Regions from separate parts of the Homo sapiens genome. Here region 1 is linked to region 2. Evidence: read pairs that join two places in POLR2A ChIA-PET (ENCODE). Cell type or tissue: Panc1. All regions are shown on one strand. Links, peaks and the distances in the headings refer to the core of each region. The heading gives the core; the rest is flanking DNA. Region 1 has its middle 19 kb from the start of NDUFB3. Region 2 overlaps SPATS2L (spermatogenesis associated serine rich 2 like).

The links. ChIA-PET counts read pairs that join two places held together with the same protein. Peaks named below come from ENCODE experiments on the same cell type or tissue, not always from the same donor. Only the 100,000 strongest peaks of a DNase experiment are listed, where the experiment ranks them.
Region 1: POLR2A ChIA-PET joins it to region 2 with 10 read pairs; 2 of 35 experiments call an interaction of 5 or more read pairs at or near these places.

Annotation. Positions count from the first base shown.
Region 1 is chr2:201,089,384-201,092,188 of GRCh38, forward strand. No RefSeq gene overlaps it. Among named protein-coding and RNA genes, the nearest start is that of NDUFB3, 19 kb to the left of the region's middle. In Panc1, for the core only: no CTCF peak of the experiment used is centred there; no DNase peak of the experiment used is centred there.
Region 2 is chr2:200,313,619-200,316,423 of GRCh38, forward strand. The region is part of intron 1 of SPATS2L (spermatogenesis associated serine rich 2 like); the gene reads left to right. Among named protein-coding and RNA genes, the nearest start is that of SPATS2L, 8.3 kb to the left of the region's middle. In Panc1, for the core only: no CTCF peak of the experiment used is centred there; no DNase peak of the experiment used is centred there; H3K27ac peaks cover 1,961 bases.

The DNA of each region.
Region 1 (2,805 bases), core at 225-2,724, 780 kb after region 2:
AAAAAAATTTAAGAATTTTGAATCACTCACTTTCTAACAAAACCCAGGGAATGTACAAGACTATCTCTTGGGGTAAAAGGAGCAAGTATTTAAACCTCTGTTTTTATTTCCATGTTTAATGAAAATGAATTGGTGGCTCGGCACAGTGGCTCACGCCTGTAATCCCAGCACTTTGGGAGGCTGAGGCAGGCAGATCACGAGGTCAGGAGATCAAGACCATCCTGGCCAACATGATGAAACCCCATCTCTACTAAAAATAAAAATTAAAAAAAAATTAGCTGGGCGTGGTGGTTCGTGCCTGTAGTCCCAGATACTCGGGAGGCTGAGCCAGGAGAATCGCTTGAACCCAGGAGGTGGAGGTTGCAGTAAGCCGAGATTGCACCACTGTATTCCAGCCTGGTGATAAAGCGAGCCTCCGTCTCAAAAAAAAAAAAAAAAAAAGAAAATGAATTAAATGTTGTTAATGTTTAATAGATTCACAGTGAAGTTTGCTCTCACATGGCGGATACCAAAGCAGTCACACAGAATTAGTGGTAAGTTATCCTGAAGTGAAAGTAAGAGTTCTACCCTCCAAAGGAGAGAACAAAAGGAGTTTTCAGCAGATTGCTATAGACTATACTTTGTATGTCCTCAGTTTTGGAATTTATTATCTACTAATTACTGTTTTCTTGTTTTTCATTTTTTGTGGTTTCTTGGTTTTTTTTTTTTTTTTTTTTTTAGATGGAGTCTTGCTCTGTCACCCAGGCTGGAGGGCAGTGGCGCGATCTCGGCTCACTGCAACCTCTGCCTCCCGGGTTCAAGAGATCCTCCTGCCTCAGCCTCCTGAGTAGCTGGGATTACAGGCACAAGCCACCATGCCCAGCTAATTTTTTGTATTTCTACCATGTTGTGTTTCACCATGTTGGCCAGGCTGGTCTCCAACTCCTGGCCTCACATGTGTTTCACCATGTTGGCCAGGCTGGTCTCGAACTCCTGGCCTCAAATGTTCCACCCACCTCAGCTTCCCAAAGTGCTGGGATTACAGGCATGAGACACTGCACCCCACTTTTTTGTGGGTTTTTTTGAGATGGGATCTCACTGTGTTACCCAGGCTGGGTGCAGTGGTGCAAGCACAGCTCACTGCAGCCTGGACCTCCTGGGATCAAGTGATCCTCTTGCAGCCTCATAAGTAGCTGGGACTGCAGGCACATACCACCACACCCGGCTAATTTTTTTATTTTTGTAGAGACAGGGAGCTCACCATGTTGCCCAAGTTGGTCTCAAACTCCTGGGCTCAAGGAATCCTCCCACCTTGACCTCCCACAGTACTGAGATTAGAGGTGTGAACCTCTGCACCCAGCCTTGTCTACTAGTTTTAACTAAACCTTCATGAAGTAGATAAGTGGCTTAAAAAGATTTTTTTACAAAGAAACTGCTGATTGAAGCTAATACTAATAACCCAACAACAAGCAAACAAGAATAAAATAGAAGAGCTATGAACTCCGTCAGCAACATTATCAGTAAATAGGATGATCTAATCACGAGACGAGTCAACCAAAAAAAAAAGAAGATTGAAATAAGGACCTGAAGCCCAGGCACAGTGGCTCATGCCTGTAATCCTAGCACTTTGGGAGGCCGAGGTGGGCGGATTGCCTCAGCTCAGGAGTTCGAGACCAGCCTGGGCAACATGGTGAAACCCCGTTTCTACTAAAATGCAAAACAAATCAGCCAGGCGTGGTGGCGTGCACCTGTAGTCCCAGCTACTCGGGAGGCTGAGGCAGGAGAATTGCTTGAATCTGGGAGGCGGAGGTTGCAGTGAGCCGAGATCGCACCACTGCACTCCAACCTGGATGACAGAGCGAGACTCCGTCTCTAAAAAATAAAATAAAAATAAAAAAAAGGACCTGGACCCACTATCAGAACAATGAAACTTGTCCTAACAGTGTACTGATCTGTTAACTAATGATAGCGTGTAGTCATCATGATTAGTAAGACATTTAAAAATGTTTAATCTTTGTCTTACCTTTCGTTTCCATATTTGTGTACTTTTGTGTATTTTCTTTTTTGTTGTTGTTGTTTTTTGAGTCAGAGTCTTGCTCTGTTGCCCAGGCTGGAGTGCAATGGCGTGATCTTGGCTCACTGCAACCTCTGCCTCTCGTGTTCAAGCAATTCTCCTGCCTCAGCCTCCCAAGTAGCTGGGATTACAGGCATGTACCACCATGTCTGGCTAATTTTTTGTATTTTTTTTTAGTAGAGATGGGTGGGGTCTTGCTATGTTGCCCAGGCTGGTCTCAAACTCCTGACCTCAAGCAATCCTCCTGCCTCGGCCTCCCAAATGCTGGGATTACGGGCATGAGCCACCGTGCCCAGCCTATTTGTGTATTTTCAATGTACATATATGATAACATTTACATGTAACAAAATGTTACATCACAGGTTGGGATTTACTGTAATTTTTACTCACAATATTCAGTTATTTAAAAATAGCAGCTGGGGCCAGGCACAGTGGCTCACACCTGTAATCCCAGCACTTTGGGAGGCCGAAGAGGGTGGATCACCTGAGGTCAGGAGTTCGAGACCAGCCTGGCCAACGTGGTAAAACCCCATCTCTACTAAAAATACAAAAATCAGCTGGGTGTGGTGGCACGTGCCTTTAGTCCCAGCTACTTGGGAGGCTGAGGCAGGAGAATCACTTGAACACGGGAGGCGGAGGTTGCAGTGAGCTGAGATCCCTCCACTGCACTCCAGCCTAGGCGACAGAGCCAGACTCGGTCTCAAAAAAAAAAAAATAGCCAGCCATGGGGGCTCACAAGTATCATCTTACCA
Region 2 (2,805 bases), core at 303-2,802:
ATGAAAACAGAAAACGATGAACGCTTTTGGTCGCTTCTCTCTAGGTTTGGGTGTGTTTCATCTTATTCCTGGTCTTAGCAGGCAGCTCCTTGAAGTACAGGTCCTCGTACACATCCCGCACCTCGCCATCTTCCTTTCATCTTCAACCCCCTGCACTCCTGTCCTCTCCTAATGACCACCAGGTCCATTATCTAGGATTCTCTTTCATTTCTTGAACTTTGCACAACATTTGGTGTTCTTGACCACTCTCTGCTCCTTAAAATGTTGCCCACCTGTTTTCTGAGTTATCCATTTCTCCTCATTTTCTTTCTTGTCCAGCTGCTCTATATTTGGACTTCTCTTTACTGTCCTCCCTTCCTCTCAAACCTTAGCCTCCCCTACAGTTCAGCCCTCAGCCCTCTGCTCATTCTGCACGTTTGCCCTGTGGCAGCTCATCTTCTGTTTTCTTCTACTACCACCTATATGCCATTGATTCCATTGTAAATCTGCATCTCCAGCCTTGAAATCTTATCTGACATGTGTTCCAAATGTCTTTAACTCGACAAGTTCAAAACATCACTTCCCCAACTTCAATCCAGCATACTCCTTCTGTGTTTTCTATCTCAATGAATGAAACCTGCTTCACCAAGTTTAAAACCCAGGACAACTTCTTTGCCTTCTTCAACCTCTACATTTTATATAGAGACTGTCTTTTCAGACTCTCTTGAATCTGCTCTTTCCTCCCTGTATCATAACCTTCATTACTGCCGTGGTTCGGGCCCTCATCCCTTCTCTTGAGGATTATTGCAGTAGCCTCGCAACTGGTCTCTCTGGCTTCTGCCTGGCCTGTCTCCAATTTGTTCCTCATACTGCTGCCTTTCTAAAAGGCAAATCTGATTACAACTCTCCACTGCTTAAAATCCTTCAGAGGAGTTTCTGCATCTTCAGGTTAAAATGTAAGCTCCCTGGCATGGCACGAAAGCTTCTTTGTGATCTGGGCCTTCCCTTCAGGTGTGTGTCAGTCTCCTCTAATGATCCTGGTCCCCACTGTCTGCCCCTGCCCGTAGCATCTCCACTAAAGGAAAGAAATGATAGGAGGGATGGGAATAGAGGCGAGATGATAGACCTGCTGTTCAGTACTGTAGCCACTAGCTACATGTGGCTGTTGGGCACTGGAAATACAGCTAGTCCAAGTTGAGATGTGCGTAAGTGTAAAATACACCATGCTTTGAGACTATATAAAAAAATGTAAAATTTCTTATTTAACAAATTGTAATATTGGTTACATGTTGAAACAGCAATAGTTTTGATATAGTAGGTTAAACAAAATATATTACTAAAATTAATTTCACATATTTCTTTTTATTTTTAAAAATGTGATTACTTAGTGGACGTTACCATGCGACATAAAGAAATAATAAAATAAAATGTGATTACTAGAAAATTAAACATCACCTGTGTGCTCACATTATAGTTCTGTTGGACAGCATTGTTAGGGAACATCTCATTCCCAGGAGATGCATCCTGTACGAGCCAAGCCCACGAGCTTTTTGAATGATTAAGTCAGCCCTATTGGCATAGAGAAGTAGCAGTTGCTCAGTTTTTTCAGTCCAGAGGTATGAAATGTTTGGATAAGATTCAGAATTGGAGAGACAGCTTCTGAACGCTATAGCCAGGAGTTACATGTACAATGGGCATAGTGTGGAAAGCACTATTAAAGCACATCTGTCTCAGCAGGCCCACCCAGCCATCATCAGAAGTGGGAGGCAGGAATTCTCGTGGTATGGTAGAGGAAGGATTTGAGGTAGACAGGAGGAACAAGGGAAGGGAAAGTGGAATCACATTCCCTGGAAGCCTCCTATTTGTGAGGCACCAGCTGAAACCCTGAGAGCCAGGTCTCTGAGATTCCCCATCCTGCCGTTGATTCTTCCTAGTGGGCTAAGTCCCAACTCCCCTACTGTCTGGCTGTAGGATCCTGAACAAATTAATGAATCAACGAATCTGGAGTCCGAATATTATGCACACCATACAGTCATAATGTGTCAAACAAAATGATGTGACCCACACTGATAAGGGCTCTACAGAAGTTAGTTATGCCTTAAGACACTGAGGGCAGTAATCTGTGGATGAGTTGGCCTGAAGGGCTTTGAGGGAAGGGCATACGGACTGTCAGAAAGACCTGGAAGATAGCACCTGTTGCCTTAAGAGATATGCAGAGCTTCTGGCTAACACGGTGAAACCCCGTCTCACCAAAAATCCAAAAAAAAAAAAAAAAAAAAGAGCCTGGCATGGTGGTGGGCACCTGCAGTCCCAGCTACTCGGGAGGCTGAGGCAGGAGAATGGCGTGAACCTGGGAGGCAGAGCTTGCAGTGAGGGGAGATCGTGCCACTGCACTCCAGCCTGGGAGACAGTGTGAGACTCCATCTCAAAAAAAAAAAAAAAAAAAAAGAGATATGCAGAGCTTTATGTGTTCACGATGGAAAAGCCAACCTGTGATAGGAAACCAGATCTTACCAGGTTGGATCAGGAAGGGGAACCCTCCTGGAAGAGGTGATGGGAAGAAACTGTGACTATAAAGAGAACAGTCCAGTGGGATTAGATTCCAGTGAAATCTGATAGGCAGTGTGACTCAGTGTCTTCTCTAGTGGTGGTTTGCCTGCTGTAGTCTGTTGGACTCTTAAATTCTGAGAACTTCCTCTCTTGGTTTCAACCTGGGCGGCTGTTTTTATTTGCTTCATGAGTAGGCATTTTGTATAAGATTTTGTTAGGGGCAAAGGTTCTTGTGCTAAAAACAGAAGTTTGAAAGTCCTACATTATAGAAAATGG